Linked DNA regions of Homo sapiens: regions 1 and 3 are each linked to region 2. Evidence: chromatin loops called from intact Hi-C (ENCODE). Cell type or tissue: PC-3. All regions are shown on one strand.

Region 1 (8,000 bases), 170 kb before region 2:
TTTTTTGTTTCAGTATATATTTTATTTTTTATACTTAAAAAATTCTAAATACCTTTCCATGTCAATAATTATTCTCCTATATAACTACTTTGTAGTCTTCAAACTTTTATTTTTAAGTAGCAGGATTCTGATTTCAAACAAGATTATGTATAAAATTCCACAAATAAAACAGAGAAAAGTGTTATCTACCCACTTATAAGTAGATTTAATCATTATAATCTATATTTACTTATTGTAACATTAAAAATAGCACAAGACTGTTTTGACAAGCCACAAGTTTTTAAATAGGAGGAGTTGTTGATAACAATTGCCAATTAGCCGCAGCATCCAGTTTCTGTCTGCGTTTGGTATGAGCACAGCACAAGGGTGTCATGAGGAGTGCAAGCCATGTGGAGAACCTGGGCTCAGCACTCCTTAGCTGTGGGACCGCGGTCAAACTATCGAGTGAAATGCCACTTTCTGTTTTGTAAATTGTGGGTTCTTAGTGGACCAACCTCATAGGATTATGGTAAATATTAGGTGAGAAGCACTTTGAAGTCACCTAGAGAGAGTCGGCCACGTCAGTCGCTTGATGAGCGTCCGCCCTTGTTTTCACTGTCATCTCAGGTGAATGTTTCATCAGGGTTTCAGGTTTCCCCTCAACTTTCCATCTCAGGAGACTGCTCAACAAGTGAATGCAGGAGTGTCCATGTCCTGAAGGGCTTCAGTGTGTTAAAACGTTGTTTAGAATACCTGCCAATATGCTTTTCTTAAAAAACAGTTTTTGAAGTAGTTAAAAATTTATTAAATCCAAAAATCAATTTTTGGATAATTGCTGAGAATACAGCTTCAAAATGCCTAGTTTTTAAACCACTGTTTTGAAATGTAATTTTAATCTGTGCATGGCCCCAAGTTACATTGATGCACAATAATGAATTTATTAAGGCTTTAGACACATAGGCCGTTTTCAGGCTTTTACCCTGAAAATGCTCATGCCTAAGTCTGTGCATGTTCCAGATTTTTTAAAATGGCATTTCTAGAAGCACGATTTAAGGCTTTTGATAGTATGACTGGAAAGGTTGTGATTTTTTTTCCTCTGATCAGTACTGTGCTTTGGTAGATTCATTTATGCATACAAGTATTTCACAGTATTTCAGGTTTTCTTGGTTTGAAAATGTATTATACGTTTTACTAAGGTTGAGATCATATTACTCGTCCGTTATTCAAGTTATCTCCCTGAAATAGCCTCACTTCTGTTTAGGACCGCATTTGAGCCAGCTGGATCCCATCCATGTTATACCTCTGTCAGGTACTACATTTAAGAGGATGGTGTTTTCTAACTATATTGTTACTGTTCTATAAATAAAAGACTTATGACATTGAAATCCAGTGATAGCTACCAGATTTCCCTTTGAAATGCTTAATGTGCATTATAAAGGAGTAATTTTTAATCTTTATTTAAAACTTCGGAATAATTTGATTATTAATGAAAGTAAATGGTTTGAACACTTTCTGTTCCTGGGACAGCTTCACCATTCTGTGTACCTATGAATAGGCTTTCTTTTACTACTGAACAAAAGGCAAGTTCACCTTGACCGGGAGTATAAAAAATTTGCAAAAGTTTGAATACTTCTGAAGTGAGAGACTTCGAATGAAATATGGTTCGAACAGATATCTTTACTTTCTTGTTGATGTGATGAAAAAAAGATTTAAAAATGAGCAGATAGTTAAGTTTCTAAGGATTGTTTTTGTTGCGTACGATAGTAGGAACAGGATCCCATATCTGCCTCACATAAATGTATTTGTTCACAGCATAAATGAATTTGAATATGTATTATTTTCATAGATTTAATAAGTCTTTAAGATGATCACATATTTCCTAAGAAGAAAATTGTTTATTTTCATATTTATCTCACTGGTTTATTTTCATAATATTTTACTGTTCAAAATATTTAACTTCTAGTTTTATGTTTTTATTTGTATAATATCAATAGATAAAAATTATTCCTGTGGAGTATTCCTATATTTGCCATTATTAACACTTAATCTGCAGGCAGCTTACCATCATTAGAAACTGAAATATTATTTAAGTTTCATTTGAAAATGTATTTCTCATTTTATAAATTGAACATTAGTGGAGAAATACTAGTAGTTATAATTATTCATGAAAAATACAAATATAGATTTGTTTACAAAATAACTTTATAATTGGTCTTTTGAACCTGAGGCTATTTTTCAAGTTTGCATTATTAATTTAGGCAATGACATCTCATTCTATTTAAATGTAAACGTGTACCTCCTTCATTAGCTTTTACTGTCTAAAATATCCAAAAGTCTAATCCATTACAAATCAGTATATTCAATCATTACTCCAAAACTTTTTTGCCATTAGTTACTATTCGTTATAAATTCAAAGCACAAATTGGATTCATAGAACACTGGTCTAGAATATTATTTCTGTAGCAAATTCTTTAGATTTGTTTCTGCATTAAAATGAAAAAAAATAACATTTTTCTATGTTTTTATTTTTCTTTGTTACATGTCACCTCTGTATTAATGAGAATGAAATAGAAAAAAAATTAGTGTGTTATAGTAAGTAAACGTTGGAATAGCTTAAAATTCCTACTTTCCAAAACATAGGGTTTTTTAATATTGAACTACATTGTGTTTCACTCATCACATTGGCTTCCACATCAGAGTGGATGTGTTTCACTTCAGTGGCCTCAACTGGGCTTTTGTTTATGTGAAACTTATTTCTTCCATTTCTTCTCTATGATTTATAGGGGATATATAATAAATGCATATTAAACAGTAAAGCACTGATAAGTCATGAAAAGTAACACAGAAATACTACCTGTAGTATAAAAATATTAAGGATAACCCTACATTGCACTTTAAATGTTAATTTAGTAAATTGCAGAAAACTGAAATGGCAAGCCAGACTCTGACAGTTTTATCATCTGCATATTGTGTCTCTATTATTGAAATTGGGATAGCATCAGTGTTCCTTCAGACTAGTTTTGGCCAGAGTTTTCCTTAACTGTGTCACTTCCTTAGTACTTCTAACCTTACATACCCTTTTTAATTTTTTTTTAACTATCTACATCTTTCTCTATTTTTCTTTTTTATTCATTACTTGACATCATAACCCTGAGTAGAAAGTCTGTATCTCGTGGAGCAGAAGAATAGAATCTGCAGTCCCTGCCTCATATTGAAGATTTACCTCGTCATTTTGCTAAATTTGTTGGAAATACACTTTGGGTATTTTTCCCCCTACTTATGGCCGATATAGCTCTTAACCAGTGTTAATGACTTCTACAAAGTACTTTTTCATCTTAAGAGGTTTTTTTTTTTTCTTTTTTTGGTGAGGGGAAGTCAAAAGATATTTCAAGTAATATTGTAACTCAGATAGTGATGCTCAACTAGAAGTGTGCTTACATTTTGTAATAGTCTCCAGTGTCTCTTTGATTTCACATCTAAACATTTTGTTGAGTATTTCTAATCAAATTTCTCAAGTTCTTACATGTGTGACTGGCACAGGGCAAATTTGCTGTTCTTTACCACCATTTGATATATGTATCGACATCCTTGAAAATTTTTGCCAAACATACTTTTAATTTAATAGAATTTTGTCTGAACTTTGCATATTGCTGGAAGCATTTTTAAGGAAGTTTTAAGATGCAATGACAAAAAAAATTGTATTTATAATTTTCATTTCTCCTGAAAGTTGAGTTTAATTTTTTAAACATATATTTATCTAAAATATCTCAGTTATAAAACATGTTTTTCAGGTCATAGATAACAGTATACATTTCTATACAGTTTTCTTGTATAAACACTTTATGTTGATAATGCATAGCTAAGTAATAAGGCAAGCCTTCTTAGATACTGTGGCATTAAGAATTCAGTATACAATGGGATTCATTGTTCTGTTCTGCCACTTGTTTCAGCAGCCTCCTGAGTTAGGGCGACTCACTCCACAGGGAATAATTTTCTTCTTTTGGATAATCTCTTCAGAGACTTTCAGTTTTCCTTTTGCTTCCTGTGCAGGCTCATAGGCTGTACCACAAGAAGCAGTGGATAGAACAAATGTGGTTTTGCCCCTGAATACAGACAATGAGAAAAAATAGATCTTGATCTCTGTAGCAGTATATTGTATTTGCTGAGAGAAGTGAAATTATATATACCAAAATGAACAGTACACAATCTTCCAGAGAATCAGAGGTTTCATTTATTTCTTTTGGGTGATTTTGAAGTTCTTAAAGAATAAAGGGATCCCATAAAAATAATCAAAATGAAAATGTCTAGAATTAATATTAGATATAATTGAGATTTGAAGCAGTTTGATCAATGCCACAAACCTGGTTTGATCAGAACAGACTTTAAATCAAAACTATTTTTGTCATTTAAAGTACCAGTCAACACGTTTCCATTATGTCATTTACCTCAAGTCTATATGTCTTTATATTTTACTCTATTGTAACTGCCAATCTAGTCGATGGAATAAAAATACAAATGTCCCAGGCTGAAAGATTACTTTGAAAGCCTAAAATTCCAGTTACTTTCCAAACTTTTCTTAGGCTAATAATGATTCCAAGGCCTTCTTCAAATTGTGATGAATTTCTGGAAGACAAATGTGTCCCCTGAACTGTCTGTGCAGTGCTTGCTCCTGGTCAGATCGCCCCTTCCTGCTTGTCACCTGCACACAGTTCAGCCAGCCACAGGTAGATGTCAGTGTGGTGGCTGGTTTGCGAAACTGTTTTGTCCTGGCAAGCATAAAGATTGCTTTGAAAGGTTCTCCTAGCTTGTGTCATGATGACACTTTATACCGGTGTACTCCCTTTCACGTGGAGTAGAAGTTCCTGGCAAGTTTAGGTGGGATTTTTTTGAGGGGTTCCCTAACAAAATAAAATGAATGTCCTCTTAATTGTATCATCTGTTCAGGTGTTCTATAATGAAGTGTGAATGTTGTACTATGTGTTAATCTATTCTTCCTTTTTTTCTGACAATTCTTTGCAGCAGAACTTGAGTTCTTCCTGAATGAAATATTTCCTAGTTTTCTCTGCCCATTTCATTAGTGAATTTTATCTCATCAGTTCTAATTTTTTATTTGGTTTTGTATTTTGTATAATGTTTTTTATCTAGTGTTACTTTCATATTCAGCTTGCTTTATTCATAATTTTCTTTCTTGCCCTCTAACACACAAGTACATAGGCTTTTTAAAATTTTTGTTTTCAGCCTAAGAGGCTCTGTGCTGATATAGCACAAGCATTTACACTAGGTCTTTAGTTAACATTGTTAAATTTTATCTTAAAAAACAAAACAACCTTGTTTAAGTAAAAGATCTTACAAACTTGAAAACAAATAGATTCCATAGCATTAAAAATTATAAATTGGTTCACATGTCTTTAAAAGAAAAAGAATCAGAGATCCTACTTTTTGTTGATCAGTTACAAATAAGTTGCTTTGTTTGTTGATGTAGCTTAAATAGGCATTGGGATCACAGATTAATTAGAAGAGTCATTTTGAACACAAAGTGACCATGCATTCCGTCTGCTATCTCTTTAAGTAGAATCCAGATAAACATGTTTATTAAACCTGCTGTTGTTGAATCGCAAATCCAGTCATTATAAAAGGACCAAAGCTATCTTTGGGGATGGTCTTTCTACAAGGAATTACTATGGACAGTCCCTTGGGTAGTAGTTAGATATATCTGTATATATTGTGGAAGAAAGAAAGGCCTTAGAGATGAAAAAAATAGAAAATTTTTTTTTGGGCAATAGTCTCTTGCATAATAAGTTATTCCTTAGACACTAGAGCTATTATCAAACAACAAAACACTTTACTATGTAACTATCTATATCTTCCAGCAATAGAAGCTCATACAGTGTAGCTTATTAGGAAAACTCTCTAATCTCCAGGAGGAGCTGACAGAAGTCACCTATGCATCCCTACAGTGTGGGGTTGGATGTAGACTCAGCTGTGGATCTGAGAGAAAATAACCCAATTTTTGCAAGTACTATTGGTGGAAAATAGCAACGACAGAATAACTTTGAAGTATATAAAAGTTTGTACTTTATGTACAAATCAGTTTTCACTAATTTGGTCAGAGTGCTAAGATACTAGTTATTTCATTTTATTTTCAGCTTCTTTGTTTCCACATATTCTGAAATATTGCCTGTCTGGAGCCTGTAGAAAAAATGTGAAAGACAGAAAGACAAACTTTGAACATTTGGAAAATGGTGATGCCGTCGTTTTTATGAAGCAGAGGAAGACAGAGCAGCTTATGTATCAGCGTGTCTGACTCATTCCACTCCCTCTAGGCATAAGATGCTGCCTTCTGTGTGGTAGCATTTATTGTGTATATTTTGGCTCATCCCTAAGAATTTCTTTAAGACAATATTATATCTTTTATAAATTTTACATCTTTGTCTTCTTAATTAGGGAATGTAGCACAAATTTTTTGTTGGATTTTTTTTCCTATTCATATTATTTTCGTACTTAACTACATTTATTAGAAGTTCTAGAAAAAGAACTACTTCTGAGGTTTTGTTTTGTTTTGGTAAAACAATGTTGCACTGTTGCCAGCTGCAGAACTGCAAGTGAGCAATAATTCAAATAAATTAGAATTCCTTATTCAATAACGCAGTGTGTAACCTGATACTTTTCTCTGTGGAGAATTTTAACCTAATATTAATCTTTCCTCTTTAAACTTTAATCTCTTATTTTTAATTATTATGGCCTGAATCTTTGTAAACAACCTAGTCCTCATTTTGTATCTTTAATATTAGCTAGGGCACCATTTGGAGATCTCTGTGTAGGTCTTGAGTGTATGTTGATTAACTTGACATGGTATTTTCTTTCAGTACATTTTGTTTCTTCATCTTAAATTACAACTTTTAACACATACATGAAATGTCATAAAACAAGACTTTTTTCCATTGAGAGAAAACATAAATTTCAAATTTTGTGCTTAAATATGGAAATTAATATTTTGGATTGAAGTGTCTGGGGGGAAAAGTGGTTGACATTTGAATTTCATAAATTTGTTCCAATCTAAAAACCTCAGATATCTTTGAGTTAAAAGTTTAAGACTCTGTTCCACTCTGCACTCCCAAATTATACTTTTCCTTTGATTTCAAGTTCTCTTTTTCACTCGGACAAGCCTGGATTGTAGGTCACATGAGATTCTGTGGTAAAAGACAGCAGGAAGTCTGTGTGGGTTTCTCTCCACTGTCCATGCTGGATGATCTGTTTCCCTCCAAAAGCAGTAGGGAGCCAGTGGAGGATGTTGAGCAGGAAAATGACATAATCACACTTAACTTTGCAAAATCACTGGTGCAGTACAAATAATGAGTCAGAGAGGGATCCAACAGGAGACAGGAGACCATTTAAAAGACAATTGCAAAGGTACACGCAGAAAATCACCTTAAACTAATGCTGTGATGGAAGGGCAGAGAGTGGCAGGTGATGGGAAGGTGAACGAATGGATCTGTGGGCCCAGTGAATGGACTGAGGGGAGGGTGACAGAGAGCTGCACGCCATCCTTCGGGTGTGCTGGTCAGGGCTGCTGGGTGAGTGACCGTGCCAGTCAGGGAGGTCCTCTCTCCTGGAGGAGGATGTCCTTTAGGAAAAGGATGGTCTGGGATGAGCTGCTTATGAGATGCCCATGTGATGTCCAAATGAAACCAGGTCAATAGGTGTATAGTTCCATACTAATCTATGTGGAACTTGATGTGATTGATGTTTTCCTTGGAAAATGTGAAAAAGTGAAACAAGAAGAGAGGCAAATAGCCTGTATGGGAGACAGAGAAGCAGGCTCACAGACAGGGGAGGGACCTCCAGGAAAGAGAGGTGTCATACACCAAGCAAAGAGTGGGCGGCGTGCCAGGTGTTGATGAAATAGGAGAGTGCAGCCCGCCAGCCACAGCCACTGGGTCTCAGATTCTCTTGGGAAGACCCGTTTTAGTACAGTAGTGAGAACAGAAAACAGGTAAGTGGAGAGAAGTGCAGAAATGATA
Region 2 (8,000 bases):
TTGTGAGCAAGGGACATTCATTGTGGCATGGATTGTCTATAAAAAAGACAAGCAAGCTGATAGCTTTCCTTGTGACTTTTGCCAGAGAATATGACAGAACTTCAAAGTTTTTTTTTTTTTAAGGCAAATGAAATATTTACTTGGAGACTAATCCAGAAAGGCCACTTTTGTATTAAGCTGCAGCCAATTAAACGACAGAGCCTCAAGGACGTCTGGCATGCAAGGAAGACCAGACCGCCTGAGGCAGCAGATAGTAATGGTTTAGACCTCAGCTTCCATGGCGGAAGTCGAGCAGTGCTCTCTGTATATGCTGGAGAGTTACAAAGCAAGACAGCAGTTTCCAGAAAAAGGAAGTTGTAGCCACTTGAGGTCACGTTCATGAAACAGAATCAAACCTGCGTCGTTCCGGGATGCCCCAGGCCTCACCAAGCAGTGGATGTGGAAGAAGCAGGGGAAGATGCTCTCCTAAAATATGTCCCATGCACCGCAGAACAAGCAGGCAAGCTCACGTCACCTGATACAGAGATCCTTTTCGCCACGTGGTTTGCTTTGAAGTACCAAGTGAATGTGCCCAGGTTCTATGAGTGCAGCGCTGGAAGCTCCACTGCCCTTTACAAGGTTCTATGAGCGCGGGGCTGGAAGCTCCACTGCCCTTTACAAGGTTCTATGAGCGCGGGGCTGGAAGCTCCACTGCCCTTTACAAGGTTCTATGAGCGCGGGGCTGGAAGCTCCACTGCCCTTTACAAGGTTCTATGAGCGCGGGGCTGGAAGCTCCACTGCCCTTTACAAGGTTCTATGAGTGTGGAGCTGGAAACTCCACTGCCCTTTACAAGCTTCTATGAGTGCAGGGCTGGAAACTCCACTGCCATTTATAAGCTCTGTTCAGAAATGGGACCGCAGAGTATCACAGAAAAACCAGAGCTGGACAGTAGTTGCACAGGTAAAACCCAGATTTTATTCAGGAAAATGTCAGTAGGGGAAAAAAGACCTGGGCACAGAACTGGGCTCGGTTCTGAATACAGGAGCAAGCGAAGGTTTACAGCCAAGAAGTTGTGGGGGCAGGCACTGGTGGATGGAAGATGACTAAAAGGACGCAGGGGGAAGGGGAGCGGGCACTGGTGGATGGAAGATGGCTAAAGGGACGCACTGGTGGTTGGAAGATGACTAAAAGGGCGCACAGGGAAGGGGAGCGGGCACTGGTGGATAGAAGATGGCTAAAAGTACGCACAGGGAAGGGGAGCAGGCACTGGTGGATGGAAGATGGCTAAAAGGACGCACGGGGAAGGGGATTATGCCCAAGCCCACAGGACTGGATTCTTGCTGAAGCGAGGCCAGGGCCGTCAGATTCCACCTGAGGCGGAGGGGGCGTGATAGGATAAGGAACCTGGTTAGATCTTATGAGTGAGCAGACATGGAGGGTTAAGGTTAGAGTTCTCGCCAGGATTTCTGGCTAAACCGATTTGGCAGGGTTCTTGCTGAAACTAGATTTTACAAGGAAGTGCACAGATGGGAAAGTTCAGTCAACCAAAGCTCTGTCAAAAGTCCTAGGAGGTGGACGGGGAGGAATCCCGGTCATCTCTACCCAAGTCCCGGTCTCTCTACCCTATTCTCTCGTGGGGCACAGCAAGGCCTCCGCAGGGCCAGGCAGCCCCAGCCCACCTCTGCTGTAAGAAGCAAGGGGCTGCTCCCCACATGGCATTTGTGTCTCGGTCCTACCGAACTTCTTTTTCCTGAACAAAAGATAAAATGATGGCATAAGGAAAGCATCCAAGAACCAGCTTGGATTTCTAACCCAGAGCTGGTTCTAGGAAGAGAATTAGGGAACAAGAAAGGTCATTCATTTAGCAAACTAAAAATCTGTAAGTTTTCACTTCTTTGGCTGTTTAATATTAGCCCATAATTTAAGAGAGCACACAGCTCACTTAAGCAACCTCCTCCTGTTCCATCTTGTTGAAGAATACAATTCGTTTTCTCCTCCTCTAGGGTGATATCATTTTACATGAAGAAAAAAGTTCTCTCGGATGGCAGTTATACGTTTCGGAAGCACCTTCTAATCAGGGATGGGTGATTCATTATTAGCTTCAGCAGGCGATCCATCTGACATGTAAGGGGAAAAAATTAGCAGCTGTCACGGCATGATGAGTTAATTTCCTGATGGGCCTGACACCGAAAAGCCATTTGGAGACATGGCAGAGGCTGACAAGAAAACCTGGCGCTGCTTTATAATTGGAGATAAAGAAAGGGCAGAGAAACAGGCCGAGGATGGCCCCCAGGTCTGCAGGCTGGGGGGTGCCTGTGAGCTCTGCGTGGTCGTGGCTATGGCCTGAGGCCGTGGCCCTGGCTGGCTGTGTCCAGGTCCGGGGTGGTCGCCACTGCTCCCTCTGGGATGAGAGTGGCCCGGGGCCTGGCATTCTCCCCAAGAGGCAGAGCGTGCCTGCTGGCCTCCTTTCCATGGTCACCTTGGCGATTTTCATAACTGGAGCTCAGGATTCCCATTGTGGGATGACTTTTCATCACTATGAGAAAGTAACCCATTAAGTAAATACCATGGAAACCCAGGCAGGCGGGAGTGGTGGGCCTGGGGCAGCAGGCGGGATTCAGTCTGGCTTCCCTCGCCCCCCGCCTTCAGCTGCACCTCCACAGGGCATCCATTGCAAACCCAACAAGATGAAAAAAACACTGTAAGAAATATCCTGAAGATGGAAATTAGAGAAATCAGCATTATGAAGCCAGCTTTGAAATACCAGGCTGGATGTGCTGGTCTTCACTGGGTGAAGGAGGTATCTGCTGAAGGCTTAGCATGTGGGCTTCTAGAATCCAGGCCCCACGTCTGGACCCTGAAACCCTCTGGTGAGAAAACAAAGAGGCCCAGCCCGTTACAGGCTGGGACACGTCGATGACTCTTGGCTTTCTTGGACTCTGGATCTGTAAAATCGACAAGGCAGAGGTGGGTCTTGAACCTCATGTTTGAGAAGTAAGCATGAGGGAAAGAACCTTCCACCCAAATGCCTACACCCTGCAGTCAGGACACAACTCTGCTTTTCTCTAGGCTGGACTCGAAGGATGCCCCCCTAAAGAGCTCACCAGCTGGAGACAGAAGACAGCCGTGGTCACAAAGCCCATTACCAGAATTAAATAAATCCGTTCTAAATCTCCCAGGCAAAGAATCATTTACTTCCTCCATGGCCCTGCATTTTCAATACCTTTTAATAAATTCTTTTAAAATGACCTAATTTCAACATGGCTTTCAACTTCATAAAAAGACAATTTATAACCAGGATAAACATGAACCTAGGACATGCCATTTCAGTCCTCTCCAGGATCTCACGTTACGCTTCAAATAACTTTTTAAGTGGAAGAATAAAAACCAACACAAAGTCAAGGTTTGTTTTTTAATTTCCACATTGAGCTCTGGTTTGAGCCTGAGCTTTCCAAGGCTGATCTGGGCTCCCTGCTTGTCCCGCCGGCGTCGGGCCCCTCCTGTGCAGGAAGCCGTCAGGGAGCCCCAGTTAGGAAGGGATCTCCCAGAGCAGGGCCACCTCTGTCCTCGCCTCCACTGCGCCACAGAGCCCCAGCAAATCTGCAGAGCTATCATGACTGATCTGTAAATAGGGCCATAACCCACGAATACAGTCTACCCCCAGTCTGGGCTCCCCTCTTTCACCTGTGCTCCTGCCGCAGTTGAAGGAGATAGAAGACGTTTTCATATCAGGATTGCAACATACGGCCCGTGGGAGAGGATGGTGATCCTAACCTATGCCTGGAAACGACGCTGCGAGTGACTTTTCTGGTAAGGGTCGGGACTCACAGTGATTGTCCAACGCGCAGTCTCTCACCCGTATTCAGAATGTCCTGGGAAACAGGCGGGGCTCTGGCTACGAGGCCACATATGTCCCACCTCCCCTGACCCCCCGCATGTCACAGGGCTCAGGTGCCTTTTCCTTTATCTCTAATTCCAGCTGTAAGCTCATGCCCCTGCACACAGCCTCTGCGTGTTCATCTTCAGGCCCTGAGCTTCTTGTGCAGCTAGGTAGGCGCTCAGCAAGTTACTTTAAATGGGTGGATAAATACATGGATTGTCAATTCGTCATCAGTTTTTCCTGTTTGCTTACTCACCTTCCTCTCTGTTGGTTTAGTCATAATGTTCTCAAATAACAAAAGCCTTTGGCAGGAATTGAATCAGATGAATGCACCGTGAACACACTGTCTTTTGGTCACGCTGGTTCAGAGCACGTCCCTCTACCTACTTCCACCTTTTTCAAAAACATTTCTTGATGAGCAGGGCCCTGAGACCAAACTTCACGGCAGACGCTGGATCTGAGTCACACTGTCTTGTCATGTGTGGTCAGGTGACCTGCAGCTTCCACCAGCAGGAAGAGATGCTGGGAGAGGATTTCCTCTTCACTCGCAGTCATCGTCATCTGAAGGGAAGCCTGCAAGTTCGTTCTGTTTCTAGTAAGATTTGTCTTTGCTTATGTCCTGGCTTCTTCCTCGCCCTGCAGACTTGGGCCAGTGCTGTTCACTGCACAGTTATTCTTTCCTCGACGTGCCGTGCAGAGAAGGCTGGTGTTTTGGGTAGTCTTGAACAATGGGGACTTCCTCTTCTCTAGAGAGAGCTCTTTGACTATAGGCAGGAAATGCTGCACGGGAGCCTGGTTAGCAGGGGTGCTGTGGGCCCCGGGCTGCAGGGCCTGCTATGCATGCAGCAGCATCTCGTGACGGGTCATCTCCTGGTGCGTCCTGTGATGAAGCAGGTGCGCCACAAGCCAGAGAGGAGCACCAGAGGGGAAAATAACACCCTGTCCATCTGACTGCAGAAGGCATGCCCCTCACATCTCCGTGCCTCTGCAATCGAGACACAGCGAGAGTGTCTCAGATGTAACGAATACCATAAATCTGTGTAAAGCAAGTCCTGGGGGAAGAAGAAGTATGGGGTCTCCCTTGGAAAGGACAACAAATATGCCACAGAATGGCACCCAGCACCCCTGAGGTGAGCCCAGCAGGCTGTGGACGGTGCTGAATTTCCAGTTACTTCTTAAGGCCTAAAGAAGATGGCTCAGCATGCTCCTGGCCTCTAATGCATTTGGAGTGGGGCAAAACACACACCTTCTCAGTGAGAGGGACTCAAGAGGTCCCAGAGGTGCAATCCTAAAATGGACAGGCTGCTCTTGGAGAAAAGGCGCCCTCCAGGCCTGGAAGACTCTAGCAGAGGCTGGTGGGCTCGATAGAGACACACAGTCTAGAAGGGCGTCCTCGCCGGGCCCGCCTGGCCCTGGGGCCACCAGGGCGTGTTCTGCAGTTCTGGGAAGCGGATCTGCTGACTGGGTCCTGAGCTGAGAACCGTGACTTCATTCCAGGCCTTCGATTTTATGAATAAGAGCTGGCCTCGAACTGCTGTGATGTCAGAGGAGTCACCTGTGCATCCTGAGGCTAGTGGGTCCTCTACAGAGTGAAGGCTGAGAATAGATAGACCCTAATATTAACACCAGCTCTAAGCCCTTTGATGATGTGAACAAGTCTCAGCGAGTGTCCGTGAATTGTTGAAGGAGAGTATCAGAAAGACAACACGGTCTGGACGTGGCAGTGATGGCAAAGTGTCCCCAAAGAAGCTGAAATCCATATAAGGTGGCCTTCTGACAGGTGCGTAGCGAGTCTTAGTTACATTGAGGGCAGAACGTCTCCCAGAGCAGCGAGCGTGGACTGTAACCTGACTGAACACATTCAGGAACCTGGAGAGAGGACGCCAGAGCCCGTGGGTGGCCGTGGGAGGACAGGGGAAGGAAGGCTTAGAGAAGCAGCCGCAGACGCTCACGGCAGGGCCGTGCAGGCAGAGGCATGTGGCCGAGGCCCCCACACTCCCTGCACGGAGAGGCTCCCAGCAGCCCAGTCCTCTGCCCTGGGGGTCCTCAGCCAGGTGGCCTGGCCCCAGGGGACAAGTGGCCATGTCTGGGTTGCCACAACTAGATGTGTGGTGGGTGGAGGCCAGGCCACTGCTGAGCCCTACGGTGCCCGGGATGACACAGCCCCTGTGCACCAGAGTCCGGGGAGACCCGCCCCAGGTCCCTGCCGCCTATGTGCCCTCATCTGGGCTGGCTGTGTCACTGGGCGCCTCCAGTAAGAATGTGTGGCTCTATGTCTAATGCAGAAATCAGCTGGCCTGCTGGCATTAGCTCCACTCCTCTGAGGGAAGGAGAGAACTGGGATTCGCTGCACACCAGGGTAACGCATCCCCGCCTGGGCGCACTTGCACGGCCAGGTGAAACCCTGGATATGGGGAGGCTGGTGGGCCACATGCCGTCTCCTGGGGCCTTCAGGTCGCACCCTCTGGTGGTGGGAGGTGAAGGCGACCGCCCCACCCATGCCCAGGAGAAGCTGGGGAGCTGGGCTGCAGGACGAAGTGAGTCCAAGCTGTGCCCCAGCCCGGGCTGCTCGTTAGGGTTGTGACACACACCGCTGTCACTCCTGTTGAAGATGGAGCCTGGCAGAGGGAAGGGGAGTCCCTCCTGGAACCTGAGGGGACAGAGAATGAAGCAAGGGGTGAAGGCCCGACCTCCTCCCAGCAGCATGGAGCGTGGCAGGGTGGCCTTCGCAGGGTCCAGCCTGATGGGGCCAAGGCCCCAGGACCCTCTGTGGCTCATACCACATACATCTGTGTTTCGTTTCTGTTAAGCCAGTGACACATCCCAGCTCTTTATCCAGAGGAAACCCAAGCAGGCTACCAAGAAGGAGGAAGATCACTCGGTCCTGTGCCGTCAGGTTCCAAACATGACAGCACACAGCCATGAAGCCCTGCCCCATTCAGCCAGCCCTGTGCAAAGCTTTCCAGATACATGACCTTCCCTACTGCCTCCTGAACCCCACGGGACATGTGGCATTAGCCACACTTACAGAGCCTCAGAAAGGCTAAGCAGCTCGCCCAGTGACACACAGTGGAGGTGACAGGGCCCCATCCCCAGCTTTAGGTCACGGCTTCCCTCCTCACTCATACGAACAGCGGACACCACATAGAACAGAGGCGCCAGGCCCTGCCCGAAGTGCTTTAATGCATGATGTGCTTCAGCTCTGTGTCCCCACCCAAATCTCATCTGGAATTGTAATCCCCAGGTGTTGAGGGAGAGGCCTGGTGGGAGTGGAGGGAGAGGCCTGGTGGGAGGTGATTGACTCATGGGGGCGGTTTCCCCCATGCTGTTCTCGTGATAGTGAGTGAGCTCTCACAAGATCTGGTGGTTTTATAAGGGGCTCTTTCCCCTTTGCTTTCTCTTCTCTCTCTCCTGCCACCATGTGAAGATGGTCCTTGCTTCCCCTTTGCCTTCTGCCATAACTGTAAGTTTCCTGAGGCCTCCCCAGCCATGTGGAAATGTGAGTCAATTAAACCTTTTTCCCAGTCTTGGGTATTTCTTTATACCAGGGTGAAAATGGACTAATACAATGCACAACTCACTTCAGGCCCCAACAAGTTTCTGAGCTCAGCGCTGTGGATATGGACCCATTTTACAGATGAGTGGGACAGGGAGGCAGGCCCCTCACCGGGTCCCACATTCATAATGGCCAAAGAAGCCCTTGAGCCTGGTGGTCCTGCCCGAGACATCTCCCCATCTCTGTGCCAGAGGCCTTTCAGAACATGTGGCTCTCGGGTTCGTTGGTCGGTGATGAGGGCTCATCTCACTCTGAGCCTCGGCCACCCTCCAATGAGGTCTCCTTCCACTTCCTGCCACTATTTTCTCTTTTGTCTGGGACGTTCCCTGATTTCCTTTCCCATCTGGTGCATTTGCATGAGTCCTCAAGGCATCCTCCAGCCCTGGTGTTTGTGTGCAGTGAACTGACTGGGCTGTGTGCCTCCCACCCTGGGGGACAGGTCATGGTCACTAAAAGTGACAGAAGGATGAGCCTGAAAAATGTCCAGCCCTATTCAGAATAGAAGAGAAAGGCCTGTGACCACTTCTACAAACTCAAAATTGACACACAGATGTCAGGACAAGACTCACAGCTGGGGCTGAGTC
Region 3 (8,000 bases), 120 kb before region 2:
ATGTTTGATTTTGATTTTTAGTAATCAAATTAACCCTTTTAAAATGTACTTTATTTTGTAAATTGTTAAAAAAATGAATCACAGGGGAGAAAATATTTTGACCACACTTTACAGTGATTCATTTGTCTGTTTACTTTGTGCATGTTTTAGTTCAAAATCAACAATTATAGTTGAAAACATTAATATATATTTTAGAACAATTTATATTTGTCTTTCTTTTTTCTTTCTTAGATTGAAACTGAAAACTGACCATGATTTGAATGATTTGATTTGCATTAAAAATTAAATATAAGAAAAAACTAAGCATAAATGTGGCAGATAAAACAGATTTTTTAAAGTAAATATAATGACAACATATCTTGGGAAATAATGATTAAAATAACATGACAGTCATAAGCTTTATCTTTGAACAGCTGATCATGCTGCTTTGAGGATGTGACTGTTTCAGTACATTTTACTGAATTCCTTTTAGAGGAGTTTAATCATATGAACTGATAGACTTTCTGGTTAATACTATTAGAGTTCTCAAATAAGATTTCTTTTTAATGGAAAAAAGCATTTTTCTTTTGGTCATTGAAGTGAGGGTTTCTAGTCTGTGTGGTTTATCTTGTCAATTTGACTAGTAGAAGAAACAGGTCATTGTGGAGAAACCTAACAGATGACCGCCTCCTGTTCCACACCAGACTATGCTGAAACCGTTCAGTTCACCAAGAAATTACCCTATTTTTTCTCCTTTTTATTTGCATAATCTTAGAAAAAGGACAAAAGCAATTTTGTGGGGTTTTCTAACAAGGCTCTTTTATGTAGTTTGCTTCCTCCCCTCCGCCCAGTGAATAGTATTACCTGATTTTAGCTGAAATGATTCCTGGTTTCATTTGACCTGGGAGAAATAAAAATATTATGAAGTAAGAGGGCCCAAGTTCATGATGTTTTCCATGCCACCTTCAGCTGAGCTGCTTCTTACTTGCACCTAAATTGGGAATTTCAAAGTATCATTTTTGGTAGTGCTGAATTTGGCAGGGTACATAAAGAACTTCAGTGGAGTGGGATGTGAAACGGCATCATTTAAATTAAAAAATAAATTTTAGGACGTGAAAGTAACGGAAGCTCAAGTCAGGCTGCAGCAGCAAAATGCAGGTTCTAGTGCACACTGAGCGCCTGCCAGAGAACAAAACATCGGCTGCTCTCTCCCCTCGGAGGGAGGAGGCATCACACTAGCGTCCCAGGTACCAGTGCTGTCATCCTGGCAACGGTGCCAAGATCAGAGTCAGCCTCACTCAACTGATAAAAGCCCTGTACAGACAAACAGGTAGGCAGGACCTGTGCGTGTAGCCCACCATTTTCCTTCAATGAAAGTGAAGCGCTAAGCCTCTGTCTTTCAAAGAACAGTGGGCTTTCTCCCTGCGCCTTTTGTTTCTACTTACTTCCTCTCATTTCTTTTCTCCATTTCTTATGACCTCTCAGCTCCCTCTCCTTTTTATTGTCTTTTACACAAGAACACAGAAAAGTGCTGTAAATTCACACCTTCAAAACCAAGGGTCAAAGAGAAAATGACTTCAGAGGTAAAATAATTAAGCATCAAACACAACAGCAGAACCCAGGATACTTGTCTCCGGGCCTTCATTGGGCAGGAGCCTGTGGAAAGTAGGAGCTGCTGATCACCATTTGAAAGAAGGTATCTTTGTCTCTTATAGAGGCTACTATTCTGTTCTGCTTGCTGCGTCTGTTAGCTTATATTGCTTTAACTACTCAGAAGAGCAAATTCTTTTCATCATCCTTTGTACAGCGATTGTCTTTAATGGGAGCTTTTGCTCAGTAGCGGCTTTTTTCACTTTATGTGCCATGGGAGTATCATATCTTACTGTTATTTATTGTAACCTGCTGCTCGTTAATACAAGTTGTCCACTGACATTCACCTGAGCTTAGTCTTCATTACTGAGACTGCTCCGTCTATTTGTAAAACAACATGTTCCAGATTGCTAGTTTTTAGCTGACTTTTTTCCCTCATTTCTTACACAAAGCTCTGTGTAAAAGACAATAAGTATCCATAGACATCAGCTTTGCAGTTTCGATTCTATGGAAATCATGAGTCTAGTTCTGAATTCTAATGCAGTAAATGTTGAATCCCCGACACTACCAAGTTAATTTATCATTTTTACATGTGATTCTGAAATATTTTTATCTGTATTGAAAATTATATTTCTTAAAAAAATAATTCTCTCTCATCACATCCATATGACATCAATCCTAAGGAAAGATCAAGTTTACCTTTTAGGAGAAAGAGGACAGATATTTAAGAAAATATGCTGGGAGTTTAAAATAAGCTTGTGTAAGAATGCTATGTAAAAATACAGATAACTAATTAGAAATTAGAGAAAACAACAGTTAGAATGTCTGGCCTTAAAATAAGATTTCAAATTAGAGTTAATGTATTCCAAAAATAAAAGTCAGAAATAAAGAAGAAATACTAGAACTTTTAAGGTGTTTTATATAAAGGTTTCATTTCAGTATGCAAATTAGACAGCACACTAGTGTGTAAAAAGAAAGGACAATCTAAAGCTTGGGAAGCAAACTGTGGAAAAATCAAGGAAGTCTACAGCCAGCCATGGTGTCCACTTACAAAAACAAACAGAGAAGAACGCGAAGAAAACTAGAAATGGAATTGTGTGGCTAATAGGGCAAGAAAATTTGAGATAGTACAGAAGAAACTATTTATGATATTTTCAGTAGGTACATTTCTTTCTGACAAACACACATTTGAAATAAATATTTATAATGAATGGTTGGAAATTTGTAAAAAGTAGAGGCATATTAGCAAATGAAAAGCCCTTCGAACTATGAGCTAGTGGGTCTGGAACCCAGGCATTTTGCTCATGGTCAGGATTCAGGGGAATCACTTAACCTCACTGTACTTAAGTTTCCTTGAATACGAAATGAAAGAAACAACTTTATATTAATAGATGAGCTTGCTGGCTCTTCCTGCTGTCATACACGATAATTCTGTAAAATTACAAATAATGCTAGATCACAACCCTAATCTCCTGGTAATCTCTTTCATGGTTTTCATTTGTTCACGTCTTTGAGATTATGAGGAAAGCAAAATCCCTGTTACTGAAATATCAATACTTTCCTCAAAATCCCTGTTAGTAAAATATCAGTACTTTTCTGAAAGGTGGCCCACACTTTTGAGGGAATTAGAGGGAGGGTTTCTGAATTCCCAGGTTAAGAAGACCTGATATAGACAAGTAAAGAACAAAGCCTGAATCCTTAAAGGTTATTTTTTACAGGAGATTGGGGGTGCTTCTGTGGATAAGCAGTGGTATTCCCTGCTGCTGAATAGATGGCATGACTCTGCCGAGGTGCCACAGTCTCCAGACCTCTCTGAAATAGGAAGGTCAACACAAGGGCAGGCACTCTCAGACCACAGCTGAAACCCACAGCCTGTTTGATATGACCTAGTCCCTCTTGGATTCAATTCAGAGAATTAAAATGTTCAAGAAAAAACAATACTGATAGATTCTTTTTAACCCCCCACTGGCTATGGTTAAGCTGATGGCTCCAGATGACCATCCTGGCTAATATTGCCTTCCCAGCAGCAGTAGAAGAGTGTTTGAGGCCAAATGGGAAATGGGTGGTGGAAGCACTGAATGGCCATAAGACATCCACTGAATGCCAGCTGCATACAGCAGGCAGGAGGACAGTGCTCCAGAGTCCTCTTCAGAAGCCAGTGGTGCCCAAGAAGGGCTGACTGACAATGATCTTGGAAATGTCCAGCTCACGTCTTCCAAAGCTGCCTGCTGCCGATCCAAACGCTTCAATATGTGGCTGCAAGAAAATGATTTAACTGCAACTTCCTTGATTCCTACCTACCACACTTAATGCTTACATATTTTAAAATAGTAAGCAATTAGGTAATTCACAAGATGGAAAAATCAATGCAGTCTTAGTAGGTCCTCAATGAATTGTGGCTCTTGTTTTCATTATTTCTGCTGCTCACATGGAGGTCAATGCCCTCTTGAACAGTAGCATAGACCTTATTTAGAAGTCTCATTTATCAAGGTATGAAAACTTACAAGCAGGGCTGAGGTAGAAAGAAAGTGTTGTTTTGATGCTGATTTCCTCTTATCCAAGGAAGGAGAAAGTTTGGGTCACTGATACAATTGTTCTACCGTTACAGATACCTAAAAATCTTGTTTGCTTTAATCTTCAACAAAATCATTACGATAACATTGCCACTTCTGTAAATGAAAGCTTCTGTAGGGCATTTCCTGCCTGTCTGTTTTGCTGCGCGTTAAGAAGCTTTGGAATTAAGTTCTCTCTAAACCCAGGGAGGTCTCCCATTTTCTTGCTAATGGGAATACTCCCAACACACATGCTTCATGCTCTCTCACCTGACTCTCCAGGGTTTTCATACTTTTAACAGGATATGGTTTTTAATGAGGCTTCTAGAAGCTTTAGAAACTTCTTTAATGATTTTGTTTTGACCTTTTGCTACTGCCTTTACTGGGACCGAATTGATTGTCTCAACTGAAAATTTGCTGCCAAAATTTGGATTTTAATATTTTCAGATGCAACTTTTTTTTTCCTTTTGTTGATTCTGGAATGGGCACATATTAAATATTACAATGAAGAATAATAGTCTTAGTTCCCTTCATGTGGTAGCAGGGCAGCACACAAGAGTCTAAATAACTTCTCTATTATGACCACTACTACTGTGATACCCCCAGTGCCTCCAAATGTTCAAATGTACTGAACTTTTCTTTTTTCTCTATGATACAGACATTTTAAATAGACGTAAGCAGAACATGTTCACTGCACCAATTACTTGTAAACAGTGGAAATCCCCACAAGGCAATGAGAAGGGAAGGCAGGAGTAACAAAGGCTTGCCCTTGGTGTGGGGCCAAGCCCTTCACTTTCTCTCCTCCCTGTTCTTGGTTTCTTGACTCATTAAGTCAACATTGTCCCTCTGTTGATTTGCCTAAACTGTTTTGCACAGAGATCTTGTAGAAAATTGGCAAACTGCAGAACACTGAGCGTGAGTTCTCAGTACGTTCATGTTGACCCTTCTGCCTCTCACTGCCTCGTCTTCTCATTGATTGCATGCCTTTGACACACTGCTTTGCTGCTGCTTCCTTGATCATCATCATAGCATCCCTAGATTGCTTAACTACCAGAAAATAACCTTAAACATGGCATTTTTATTTCAAAATTATTTTATTTCCTCTGTTGTTGAGCTTCATATTTGCAGATTTATTCCCTCTTTGTATGTAGGTTTTAATCTAAATCATTAACTTTGATTCATTTTCATAGTCTGTGTGTTTTTTATGGGTATTAATTTTTAGAAATAACTTACTTTCTAAATGAAAAGTAAAATAAGATAATTTCTAAGATTATGATTTTTGGAATATTTAACAGATACACCAAAGTTAATTGGAGAATAAAACCATCATACAGAACAGGATCTGACAAAAAAAAAAACAGTAATTCTAGGAAACTTCTGATCGTACTTCATAGAGCAGATGAAAACATACTAAGTTAGAAATTAGAAAATACATACAAAGTAGTGATCCCTGGCACAGCTCTATGAAGTATTGCTAGAATAACTGCAAAGGTGTTGCAAGCAGTTTTCTCAGCTTCTGTCATTCAAAAGTAAGACCCCTGCCCCTTATTACTAATGAGGCATCAACAGTTATTGATCAGGAGCTTGGGAGGCAAGGAGAAGAAAATACTTGATTATTGCAAAGCAGTGACTAACTCATTAAAAATAAAAGGACTAGATAACTTAGCAGTGAATTTCCTCAAATTTATGATACTCTCTATGAACCTTTGGTAGCTAATGAGTATCTTGCAATTGGCCTGTGCTGGGCACTGTGCTCTATGCCATCCCTGATATTATCCCTTTAATCCCAACCACAGCCCCTGGTGCTGCGCTGTCATGCTCATGGAGAAGCACTTGGGCACAGGGAGTTTAGGAACTGGCCCAAGTTACCCACCTGTTTACTGCCAAATACTTGTCGAGCGCTTTCTGGGTAGCAGCCACTGTTCTAGATCCTGGAGACAGAGGCTAACCCTCAGGGAAAGATAGATGATAAGTAAATAAACTAACTACTGTGCATGGTAATGCCATGTTGGGAAAAGAGGCAGAAAGAGGAAGACAACCAGAGAGAATGGGAGCAGGAAGGGGCTGGACGATTGTGCATACAAGGTTAGGGAAAATCTCTCTTAAGAATAAGACTTTTAAAAAACAGTTTTATTGAGGCATAATTAACATAAAATAAATTGCACATATTTAAAGTGTACAGTGTGATGTGTTTTGACAGAAGTATAAACCCTTGAAACCATGGCCATAATTAAAATAATGAACACATCCCATTTCTCCCAGAAGTTGTGAGGAAATGGCAGATATCTGAATGAAGGGAAGGCCAGGGCCGTGAAAATGTGTTGGGAAGAGCACTGCCTGGAATGGTTGACGGAACACGAGGCCAACATGGACTTGGCAGAGCCGTTGGTGATGGAGCAGTGGGAGTGGAATGGAATATGGTCATTTGGGCTTGGAGTGAAGAGAGAAGTAAGGTAGACCACACAGGGCATGTAGAGATGTTTCTTCTGACTCTGACGGAAAGCCATAGAATGACGGTGAGCAAGAGAGGAGCCTACGTTGATTTGTTTTTTGCAAAAAGTCACTCTGGCTTCTAGGTGGAGAAAGGACTGCGTGGAAATGAGACGTCTTGGCAAGAGAGAGTGATCACTTGAATGAGGGTAGTGGAGGTGATGAAAATGGTTGGATTCAGGATGTCCTTGTCAAGGGGACATTGCTTGAGAGCTGGGGTCCGTCCAGGCTATCTGACTCCTCAGCCTGTGCTCTCGTCAGCTTGGCATGCCGCCTTCTGTGGTGGATAAAGACCATCAGTGCTGCAGGAGCAGCAACCAACGCCTTAATGTGTAGATTTTGTTATCTGTTTTTTTCTACTTTAATTTGGTGGCTTTGTACATCTGCCGTGTATGTCTGCTTACGTTGTATCATGGCCATCTTTTCTCTGCAGGCATCCTTAGTCGCCTTAACTTGGATTTTTTTAAACTTCCAGATTGCTAATTTCCCTTGTATTACATTTCATTCCTGATAGACATGCAGCTTCCTTGAGGAGGAGCTCCCTGCCTCTGTGTCCTGCCCCACACTCCGTAACGCTAGGCTTCGTTTAGAGAGGAGCTTTTCAACTCTTGTTAGATGTCCTAAATTGTACTTAATTGAAAATATGTAAATATAGTTGCATATAGAAATATAGAGGATTTGTTTCACTTCTCCTGACAATATGACCACAGCGTATACCACTACCTTTTACCAGCTGGCTGCAGACAGCCCCTTACTCCGATGTCATTGTGTAGACGGGAAATTTGTTTTTGATAGGCTTCACCACACCAGCAGGAATCTGGTCCATTAGGGAACTGTGGCTGGGCTGCTTTATTCTGGGAGAAAAGTTGAGACCCTAATGGGAGGCGAGAAAAAACAAAAGATAGGCTCAAAGTAAGGAGAAAAAGGGATAGTGTATGTTTTGTGTGTGTGCATGTGCGTGCACGTGGACACACACTTTTACATACCCACATAAATGTATTTTACACATATTTTAGTCATTGTGGTACCTCAATTGACTTAATTTCTATTGACTTTTCCAATATTAATATGTTCAATATTTTATAACAAAATTTAATGCTTTCTAAAGGGAAAGAGGCCAGTTTCAATATTAATGCCAATTAGAAAAGCATTTTTTGATCATTTGGCTCACTTAAGATAATCTCAAAAACCAACTTACCCAGAAACAGTTACTTGGGAGAAACAGACAAAATGTTACTTCTGAGTAATTATTTTCAAAATAGATACTTGTGTTACTGTGATCTCTTTGTATACTATTGTTAATATATATCTTTAATCTATATCATAAATGACTATGATTAAATAGCTATATGATTATGTCAATACAGATATTATATTAAGCTTCTCTCC

The links. Hi-C counts contacts between places; a loop is a spot of excess contacts. Peaks named below come from ENCODE experiments on the same cell type or tissue, not always from the same donor. Only the 100,000 strongest peaks of a DNase experiment are listed, where the experiment ranks them.
Region 1: a loop joins it to region 2, with 7 times the contacts of the local background. A loop is called at or near these places in 7 of 110 quality-filtered maps.
Region 3: it touches region 2 in a loop (6-fold over the local background); 4 of 110 quality-filtered maps call a loop at or near these places.

The regions. Positions count from the first base shown.
Region 1 is chr18:74,891,890-74,899,889 of GRCh38, forward strand. The region is part of intron 7 of ZNF407 (zinc finger protein 407); the gene reads left to right. Among named protein-coding and RNA genes, the nearest start is that of ZNF407, 300 kb to the left of the region's middle. In PC-3, a CTCF peak has its summit at 4,699; DNase peaks (open chromatin) are centred at 4,712, 6,282 and 7,282; H3K4me3 peaks cover 418 bases; H3K27ac peaks cover 2,138 bases.
Region 2 is chr18:75,066,819-75,074,818 of GRCh38, forward strand. No RefSeq gene overlaps it. Among named protein-coding and RNA genes, the nearest start is that of PTGR3, 140 kb to the right of the region's middle. RefSeq lists enhancers at 3,501-4,700, 3,561-4,061, 4,350-4,499, 5,780-6,280, 6,281-6,781. In PC-3, no CTCF peak of the experiment used is centred here; a DNase peak (open chromatin) is centred at 4,213; H3K4me3 peaks cover 1,590 bases; H3K27ac peaks cover 2,015 bases.
Region 3 is chr18:74,946,425-74,954,424 of GRCh38, forward strand. The region is part of intron 8 of ZNF407 (zinc finger protein 407); the gene reads left to right. Among named protein-coding and RNA genes, the nearest start is that of PTGR3, 260 kb to the right of the region's middle. In PC-3, no CTCF peak of the experiment used is centred here; a DNase peak (open chromatin) is centred at 4,977; H3K27ac peaks cover 3,096 bases.